Linked DNA regions of Homo sapiens: regions 2, 3 and 4 are each linked to region 1. Evidence: chromatin loops called from intact Hi-C (ENCODE). Cell type or tissue: heart left ventricle. All regions are shown on one strand. Region 1 overlaps LINC00598 (long intergenic non-protein coding RNA 598). Region 2 overlaps FOXO1 (forkhead box O1). Region 3 has its middle 57 kb from the start of LINC00598. Region 4 has its middle 24 kb from the start of LINC00598.

The links. Peaks named below come from ENCODE experiments on the same cell type or tissue, not always from the same donor. Only the 100,000 strongest peaks of a DNase experiment are listed, where the experiment ranks them.
Region 2: it touches region 1 in a loop (1.8-fold over the local background); 3 of 110 quality-filtered maps call a loop at or near these places.
Region 3: a loop joins it to region 1, with 2.6 times the contacts of the local background. A loop is called at or near these places in 3 of 110 quality-filtered maps.
Region 4: a loop joins it to region 1, with 1.9 times the contacts of the local background. A loop is called at or near these places in 3 of 110 quality-filtered maps.

What each region holds. Positions count from the first base shown.
Region 1 is chr13:40,440,490-40,442,989 of GRCh38, forward strand. All of the region lies in intron 6 of LINC00598 (long intergenic non-protein coding RNA 598), which reads right to left. Among named protein-coding and RNA genes, the nearest start is that of LINC00598, 39 kb to the right of the region's middle. In heart left ventricle, no CTCF peak of the experiment used is centred here; DNase peaks (open chromatin) are centred at 972 and 1,892; H3K27ac peaks cover 1,461 bases.
Region 2 is chr13:40,563,572-40,566,071 of GRCh38, forward strand. All of the region lies in intron 1 of FOXO1 (forkhead box O1), which reads right to left. Among named protein-coding and RNA genes, the nearest start is that of LINC00598, 84 kb to the left of the region's middle. RefSeq lists enhancers at 1-510, 1,393-1,482. In heart left ventricle, CTCF peaks have their summits at 1,012 and 1,211; no DNase peak of the experiment used is centred here; H3K27ac peaks cover 1,258 bases.
Region 3 is chr13:40,536,310-40,538,809 of GRCh38, forward strand. No RefSeq gene overlaps it. Among named protein-coding and RNA genes, the nearest start is that of LINC00598, 57 kb to the left of the region's middle. RefSeq lists a silencer at 1,263-1,557. In heart left ventricle, no CTCF peak of the experiment used is centred here; no DNase peak of the experiment used is centred here.
Region 4 is chr13:40,503,489-40,505,988 of GRCh38, forward strand. No RefSeq gene overlaps it. Among named protein-coding and RNA genes, the nearest start is that of LINC00598, 24 kb to the left of the region's middle. In heart left ventricle, no CTCF peak of the experiment used is centred here; no DNase peak of the experiment used is centred here.

The DNA.
Region 1 (2,500 bases):
ACAAGTAACTTGTTGACATGGGATTGAGACCCAGGGTCACCAGCCCCAAGAATCATGCTGGCAACATTTACTCGGGTGTTTTGGAGCATCTTTCTAACACATTCTGGTAATATGGGACAACACTATAGATGGAAATCTCTTGTTCTAATGGTTCCTTTTAATTGAAGTGTTTCAATTTTCTGTGGATAAAGGAGGCAATTGGCCATCCCAGGCTGTTTTCTGCTCCCATTTCCCCTCTTTGCCCCCATAGGCAATGTCAACTCCTCAAACAGCCTCCCAGGTCAGAAGGGCATCAGACCCCATCAAACTCCAAGGGAAGGAGAAGGCTGTAGGAAAGAAAAGGAAAGTAGGTGAAGAAAACATGCTCATTTTATTGTGCGAAAGGGGAATTGCCAACGTAACATTCTGCTTTTCTGAGTGAGCATTTTGATCATCTTAGATGGACTGGAGCAAGCCAGGTTTCATTGATAAAAATCGCAACAGCCTCCTCCTGAGGGATATGGAATATCTCAAGCTATTTGTGAGATTCTATCACTATCAGATTTCTCTGTGCCCAGTGGGAATGAAAGTCTAAAACGCATTCCTGTCTCTGTCTCTCAAATAAACATTTTCCAAACATCCAAGAAACAGAGCATGTTAAGATCTTAAACTAGAGAATCCCATGAATGCTGTCTGCCCAAGACCGAGGAACAAGATCTATGTAAAAAGGGGGAAAGGGATTACTCCCCAAACAGGAGATTTTAGACACTATTAGAGGTCTTGAGGCATACCTAAACATATGAGCCAAACGGCGTCATAGGAAAAAAGGCTTCTGCTAGAAAGTACTTGCAGGCCATAACAAATTAGGTGATTCCCGTGAAAGAGATTAACCTTTGGTATCAAGTTGATTGAAGTCTCAGATGGCACTAGCCGCTGGCCATTCATCCCATCTCGTACTCAGAGGGTGCCAGCACTGACAGGCTCTGGAGGTCAGACCAGGGCAGGACACAGGTGGAAGCCTGCCAAGGCTTACCAAAGGGCTGGCAAGCAACTCGATATGGGAACTGGAGCTTTCCTTTTGAGTTTCCTGAGCCCTGGGCCTGTAAGTATCCTTTGCAGATAAAGGGTCCTAACCATTAAATGCATACCAACATGTTTTCACCATCACAGATAATGGCTTCACCATCTAAATGCTTTTAAAAATTAGCATGATGTTGTGGCTCCTTGTCCTTACTAAGGAGTTTATACCAGGAAAAAAGTGTGGTAATAACTGTGTACATACAGATGTCCTTTGACATAATGGGCCAATTCCATCAGTTTAATATTATACAGTAGTTCCCAAATCGCACTGAATAAAGGTGAGAGAGGCTGGCTATGAAGAATCACATCAATACGATCTTTGAGGCAGATTTGGCCCTGTTATCTATGTGCAAACATGAACACAGAGTCTTCTAAATTTTGCTTTTGTTTGATTGCCTTCCTATAAAGAAAAAAATTATCCAACATGATTAACCTTTGTTTGTAAAAATATATAAATAAATAAATTTTCCCTCGCTTTTGCTAAATAGTTAGAAGAGTAAGTTTGCAAATTAACACTTTAGCAAGACTCTGAATCAATCTCAAAGAAGGCTCTACTTAAGGATGGTTCTAATACATCTCAAGTCCAATGTGTGGTTGATTCCCTGCCATATGCTCTGAGTTTTATCAGGCTCAATGAGAAATACCAGTGCTTGCTACACAGAGATTTCTAATGCACCCTCACTTCTGGCAATAGTCTGGAATTTACTTCAGTTGATTTAAAGAATTTGTGAACAAGAATTTTATCTGAATTGTCATCACCTTGGAGCAACTGGTCAGGCTGAAAAGGTGTCCTGAATGGGGCTAGACACGTCAGCGAGACCTGCCAGGTGTCTCGTCACTCAGCACGGCCACTTCCTAATAGTAACAGGATCAGCCCTGGGGACTTGCTGATGGGCAGCATGGCAGGATGACCCCAGCCATCTCCACATGCACTCTGATAAGGACTGGCAGGTTAAATAAGGGCATATGCTGCATGCTGCTCCATCAGCACCTCCACTTGGCTCCTTCTCAGCCCAGGAGTTAGAATTTGTTGATGTAACCCACACCATGGGAAGAATGAAAACTCAAGCAGCAAAGCCCGTGTTAAGATGCCTTTTGTCGGGAAAAAAAAAAAAAAGGCAGTTTATGCCTCCAGCTGCTGCATTCAGGGACCAGTTAACAATGGGAGACAGCAGAGAGAGCTGGGTAAAGATGGGAACAACACAGAGGAAAGGGTTTGTGAGCAACTGGGAAACATCTTCTTGTCATCTTCAGCCCAGTGACATCTTTCCCTGCAGCAGAAAATGAGAAGGGTTAAACACCCCCTCTCGTTAATGCTGTAACAGGCATCCACAGGCATCACATGGACATTTTATAGAGTGCATTTACATGGCATGGGATCTCCTGACTCCCACTTTGACACCAACTAGTGCAATGGTAAATGGGAAAAAAATGATAAGCG
Region 2 (2,500 bases), 120 kb after region 1:
ACTGTCTCCTGTTCCCAAGAATCCCCACCTTCCTCCACACCCAAGATCTACCCTCACCTCGAGACACGCTGTGAGGAGGGCCAGGGGCTTAGAGTAGGTACAAGAATCCCTAAAAGAGGCCAGGGAGTACATTTCCCTCCCATCCTATTGCATTCCCCTAAGATCCCCAAATTCCTATGGGAAGGCGCCACACACACACATGTATGCTCACAGAGCCACAGCCTTGTCTGCTGTACCCACCAACCCCAGCCGAACCGAGTTCTTAATTCCTCCTTAAGATCAGCAGGCCCGCACTTGGGGTAGCACTGGAATGCAGCCCTGCAGTCTGACCCTGACATTTTCTATACACTGGAAGTCCAGGCATTTGCACAATATTCCATCATGACAGTTTTGTTCTTTGAACACAATAGACACACAGATAAGCTCCGATGAAATCTCTGGAGGAGAGGAAGCTTGACTCCTGTCCCTGTCACATTTAGTTAATGATAAAGGGGGAAGAAAGATCTTCCCAGATAGAAGCTTCCTGGTTGTTGCATTGACTTGGGGAGAGGGGGTGAAGCTCTCTAACATTCATGATAAGCCTGTCAGATCACTGGCAAGCCCAGCTGGGGGTCATTTTTAAAAAGACTGCAGGAGACATAATAAGGAAATCTTTAAAACATTCAAGAAGCGTTCACTAACTCAGGTGGGACATATACTAATTTAGACTTTAAAAAAAAAAAAGCCACAGCAGTCTCCTACTTATCAAAACATCATATTACATATTTTTCTAAGAGGACATTTCAGGTCGCTCTTTGAGTAACAGAGCTGTTTCCTAACTTTGCCAACAATTAAAATTTTTTCCGAACAGGAAAAGGTTTGCTGTGCAGGACTTGTTACATAAATTCCTGTTTTTCACACAGCCAGCGGGACATTAAAGAAGCTACGGTTTCTAGGGGGTGGGGTTTGAAAAGGTAAATTTTGTAAAAATGTGTTGCTATTAACGACGTTGTGTCTGCACTCCCCTACTGGCCACAGGAGAGGCTGGATGGAAGAGCAGTTCACCAGAAGGACTTCGCAGCAGAGCCGCGTGAGACTGCTGGGCTCTGAAATATTATGCCCTTGAACTCTCAACAAATATTACCTGAGGACAGAGGCAGGATGTCAGGACAGAGGTTCATGCCCTGTCAATCACTTGCCCAAATCCAGCGTTTCTACATGACGGCACTAGAGAAACACAAGCCAGCCAATCTCCTCTCCACTAGCTTGTTTCTCTGCAGCCCCACTCACAAGCCTCTGCACACACCCCATCTGCCATCTGCATGCCTGGCCACCCCAAGCAGTGCAGCATGTGCTTCCTGGGAAGCCTGACCCAATGAGCTCCACAGATGGGGGAGTCGGGGAACCCCGACATGGTGTAGTCGGGGAACCCCGACATGGTGTACTTGCTTGTTCAACCTGCTCTGCTGGCTGTTCTATGTTCAGATTCTGAGTTCCTTAAAGAGCAAATGGGCTAAAGCTTGTCTTTAATTTCTAATATCATAGCCTCAATAACTGTTTGTTGCTTGACCCCCAAAAAAATTACAAGGAAGATATGGTGTCTTACACAATACACATCTTTTAACCATCCATTTGAGTACCAATTCATGTCAACTAACATTTACTGGAAACTATTTTGTGGAAGGAGTAGCGAAAGACATGAAGGAATGAGACACAGAACATGCCCTCCAGAAGCTTTTGATCTACCTGGGGAGAAAATAAGTACACGTAAAGAGCCACTTAATAGGATGACACAACCCATAGACTGTCCAGGAACACGGACCTTTTCTCTCCAAAGGCTGCCACCCTGCCCTCCATGCCCCAGCTTCTGTCTCAGCCCAACTGGCCCCTCCAGAAGCATTTCTTGATGACCTCATCCCATCCTGCAGCTCTAACATGGGACCTTACTTACTCACCCCTCTTTATGATTCCACTATGTCTGATCCCTGGGGCGGTGGGGGGGCATGCCTGACTTCCCACTACACTGTGAGCTGCTCAAGTGAGCACAGGGACCTTTGTCTGTCTTCTTGTACACTGTATCCTCACAGCACCAACACCATAGGGGCACTCAAGTATCTGTTGAACAGATTAGTATTTCCTACATTTACAAAGTTGGTGCAAAGATTAAATGAGATAGTATGCGTGGAAAGGCTTACCTTAATCTCTATTAGCTAATGTTACTGTTATCACTACTGGCATAATAGCATCCATAAAATAACATATGTCTGTGTTTTACAGACCTATGTATGTCATAAACATTAGTCTTATTTCTTTATAACCACACACTGCACTGCTCTCACTTAACATGAGGCTTTTTTATATGTTAATTACTGGAAAGATTGACTGGTTTGGGAAAAACAGTTCATTTTTCTCTTGACACTAGATATTGCCTCAGAACTGATTCAAATACTAAGGTGAGGCTGTCAGTGCCCTGGTCAGCCAATGTCACTAGAATATTTAAGTCTTCTCAAGGTGCTGCAGC
Region 3 (2,500 bases), 96 kb after region 1:
TCATGGCTCACTGTATCCTGGACCTCCTGGGCTCACACAATCCTCCTTCCTCAGCTCCCAAGTAGCTAAGACTACAGGCACGTGCCCCCACACCTGGCTCTTTTTTTTTTTCTTTCTTTCTTTCTTTTTTTTTTTTTTTTTTTTTTTTTTTTTTTTTTTTGTAGAGAGGGGGTTTCGCTATGTTTCCCAGGCTGGTCTCTAATTCCTGACCTCAAGTGATCCGCCCACCTTGGCCTCCCAAAGCGCTGGGGTTACAGGCGTGAGGTTACAGGCCAAGCCCTTAAATTATTCAAAGCTAAAGTTCTACTCCCAAGACCCCAAGGTTAACCGAAGTCCAGAAGTCCTCCGGTACCTGAAATACCTCACAGCTGCTAGGCTTTATGGCTGTTGTCAGACTGTTCAAACACAAACAGAGCCAAATATCCTGCCAGCCAGCACGGACCTGCTCCCAAGAATCATGTGTTATGGTTTCCATCACACCCAGCCATCAAGTCCTGTTTGAGCTTGTCATCCCTGCAAGCCATGTGACTGCTGGCACCTACCTGGGTCACATTTGCCTCTTCCCTTGGGACACAGCTTTTTGCAAAAAGGCCATAGCCACTTGCTAGGATGAGTCAGAAGTTCCTCAAATCTCCTGACACAACTCAGGGGCAAAGAGAAAGGGACAGCAAACAGGCCCAGCAGGGGCTGTCTAGCCATGACATAAGAAGCCAGCACATATCTTTAGAGGAGCGTTCAGCTCCGAATCCCAACCTGCTTCACAAACACCTGGGGCAAACTCCAGAGATGGCATTTCCACTGGCAATGACAGGAATCGGGCCAAACACCACACATCCCCCTGGACACTCTTGACGTTCAATACATTCACAGAAGCTTCCTTGACCACTCCTGGGCCCTGTGACCCTATCAGGCCAAGGAGCTGGTTCACAGAAAGTGAAAGATTCTGACAAGCAGAGTATTTTCCCTCTGAGCAGGTGTGGTTCCTCACTGAAACAGGAATCCTCTTTATTCCACAAGCGAGACACAGAACAAACAGTGCCCCAGGCCGGAGAACTGAGGCCAGACCTGCTTCCCAGGTGACCCCGGTGTCCACAAAATAAATGCCCCTGTAGGATGGGGATCATCCGCCTGCCTCTTTGCACACACTAGTCTCCTGGCCATTCTCCTGCGAAGGCCTCAACCTCCCAAAGCCCTTTAAAAGATAACATTTTTTCCATCCCCTTTTAATTATCTTGAGCCAATGGGGACAGGTTCAGACTCTGTCCCTGATTACTTTGATGGGTAAATCCCCTGCTGCTCGGCTGAGGAGGGCTCTCAGTAACCTCAGTCCAGCCATCCAGCTCCCCACAGCCCCGCCGCCAGGAAGAGCCTGGCTCCACAACCCCGTGCCAGGCCCTTGACTTCCAGCCAAGCGTACCCACTCACTCTTTTCCTGTGCTTTCCTGATTTTTAAAAGAGCTGGCACGGGGGCTCATGCTTGTAATCCTGGCACTTTGGGAGGCCAAGACCAGAGGATCTCTTGAGCCCAGGAGTTCGAGACCAGCCTGGCCAACATAGAGAGACTCCCATCTCTGCAAAACAATTAAAATAGAAAGATTATTGGGTGGGTGCAGCATACCAATATGGCACATGTATACATATGTAACAAACCCACACATTGTGCACATGTACCCTAGAACTTAAAGTATAATAATAATAATAATAATATATATATAAAAGATTATTGGGGCCAGACGTGGTGATTCATGCCTGTAATCCCAGCACTTTGGGAAGCTGAGGCAGGCAGATCATCTGAGGTCAGGAGTTCGAGACAAGCCTGGCCAACATGGTGAAACCCCATTTCTACTAAAAATACAAAAATCATCCAAGTGTGGTGGTGGGCTCCTGTAGTCCCAGCTACTTGGGAGGCTGAGGCAGGAGAATTGCTTGAACCCAGGAGGCAGAGATTGCAGCGAGTTGAGATCACGCCACTGCATTCCAGCCTGGGCAACAGAGCGAGACTCCCTCTCAAAAAAAAAAAAAAGATTATTGGGTGTGGTGGTGCGTACCTGTAATGCCAGACACTTGGGAGGCTGGGGCAGGAGAATCCATTGAGTGCAGGAGTTTGAGTCTGCAGTGAGCCATGACAGTGACACTGAACTCCAGCTGGGGCAACAGAGTGAGACTCTGTCTTGGGGAAAAAAAAAGTAGGAAAGAGAGTTTTTACATACCCTTCATCCAGCTTCTCCTACTGTTAATGACTTACATACTGATAGTACAATAATCAAAACCAAGAAATTAACTCTGGTATGATACTGTTACCTATACTTGGATTTCACCAGATTCTCCACTAATGTCTTCTTTTTCTGTTTCAAGATCCAATCCAGGATCCTTTGCTGCATTTATCCTCATGTGCTCTGCAAGCTGAGACAGTTCCTCTGTGTTTTCTTGTCCTTCAGGACCTTGACAATTTGTAAGAGTCCTAGTCAGATATTTTGTAGGATATCCCTTAACTTGGGTT
Region 4 (2,500 bases), 63 kb after region 1:
AGGGCCATTACTGTAGATGAGCCATCCTTACCACCCATACAGCAATGGACCAATTTGGAAGGAGCCACTGGTCAGCTTTATACTTAGAAGACAGTTACAAGAGGAGCAACAGAGAGTAGTGACCTTACTGAATGCTCTTTGTACTTATACTCATCCAGGGACCTACGAGGCTGTGAGTAGCCGAAACTGATGTGCTGAAAAGTAGAGCGAAATGGAAATAGATCTGTTATGAGACAGAAGGTCTTATAGCCCAAAATTAACTTACTGCAAACATCCATCTTTGCTCCCAGTCCAAAAGTCATCCAACATAACTCAGCCAATGCCGACGTCCAGAGAATTAACGAGTAGCTGCTAGTTTCTGCTAGATCATTCTTTATCAGAACATAATTCTGTAAGCCCCCTGTTAAATTTTCAGAATCCTAAAGGGAGGGAGCCTATCTCCTCTATCTTTACATTCCAGTTCTTAGCACAAATGGCTGGTATAGAGCAAGCTCACCATAGATATTTGCAACATGAGTTGAGGAAAAGCAAACATCATCCTCCTGAGCTTAGTGTTCTCAGGAATCCCCAAGCTTTTGAAGAATGGAGGAATGACCTTCTAACTCCAGTCACATCATGACTAGAGATGAATGTTCAGCACACACAGGAACACACAGATACACACACACACACACACACACTCCCTCCATGACACCCCATTGTTTCCCTAAACCAGAGTCAAGTACTAGGATGCAGGCTTTCTGGAATGCACCTCCCTGGAATTCCCAGCCTATGTTGATTCTATGAGTAACCATCAGACACTGGCTACCACTATCTGTCATCAGATAATATCCTTTTCCTCCCACTAGCCAACTGGATTTTGAACCTGAAATACCCTTAGAAGGATATTTTCATTTTAGTTCGTAGTCTGGCTGCAGCCTCAGCCAGGCAGGCGGGCAGGATACAAGGGTCACCACACATTCCTGCTGGCTCTGGAAGGCAGAGCCATGGCCTGTCACCCTCAGGGCCTTGCCAGCCAAGATCCACCCATCTCAACAGCATTCTTCTTTCCAAGGGCCTCTCTCTCCAGCCAACTTCCTCTTCAACCTATTATTCTGAGGCACTTGGCTCTCCCTTGTTCCTGTGGGGTAGCCTAAGTGGGTGGCTACTTTTTACATGTCACAAAATTGCACTTGGTTTTCTACCATCTGGCCTTCTCCAATACACTGGCTATATGTTCTGGTTTGCTACTCTCTCTCCAGTGTGATTTACAAATTTCTTTCCCGAATGTGCTTTCCAGATACGAGGCTCCAGTGTGGAGAAACAGGTGTAGACTTCTTGTCAAAACTGCCAAAGGCTAACACCACTGACAGGCAAGTGTCTCCTCACTCCCCAGGGACTCCGCACCCTTGGAATGGAACAAGGAGGAAAGCTATAACTGGGTCCCCTAGAGCACAGACTCAGGACTGGGGCCCATTTCGCTGGGGTTCTGGGGTGACTAGATTCATACCTCTTCATTAATTTGATTGCCAAGAATTCAAGAGTGTATCCATTACTTCTTTTCAAAGATTTTATCTTCTTTATCTGTTACTGCTTTTATGATTGAATTTTTTGTTACAGATTACTTGTTAATATCTGAATATTTCTATGGATTTCCTATGGAAAGATATGAAAATAATTCTTTCTGCGGTGCATTTACAGTTTCGTAGGCTGCATTATCAAGTATATACTGGACAAGAGACAGCTTATATTTTGACAAGGCATTGATGACAGTTGAATCTTCAGCTTAAAATTTTACATATCTGATGATGGGAAGAATTTGTCACAGAATAGCTTCTGGCCCCTTCCATGTCAAACCTTGATCATCTTCTATTACCCACACACTTCTGGTGCCAGGTCCTTAAATGCCTGTTCACCTCAGCTCAGTCATGGAACTGGTTGAGTCAGCACAATCGGCATTAGAAGCATTTCTGTAAACTACTCACACGAGTGGCTACAAATAGTTAACTATACACAGAAGCAACTGTGAACCTCATAAATATATACCTCTAATCCAAACTAAATGTCTGCTTGACTCCGCTTCCCTTATTCTGATCCCAAAAATGCCTGCAGTCACCAATTCAAGAAGGGAGTATATTGGAGAGGAAATCGCACTAGAAAGAGACTGTGGTCTTAACCAATTATAGATCATTTATCTTACTTGTATAAATTTTACAAAAACCTATAAGCATGTGAACAGTTTACTGGACCCTCACATGGCTGTGAAGGTGAAGGAGCCTGAGCCGAGGCTTTGATTATCTTTATTGGAAATCCACTCTGTCAATCAGAACAGATGTAGCTGATGAGCAATCAGCTCCATTACCCGGCACCTACTGGCTGAACAAGCATCCCTGAATGTTGACTGCTAACGTTCATAAACATCTGTACGTGTTTATGACTAAACACTAGGTTCTCACTCTAACTTGTTTTAAGTTCTGTTTTGCCATCCTTTTCTTTCATTATATGTTATTGCAGCCTTGAT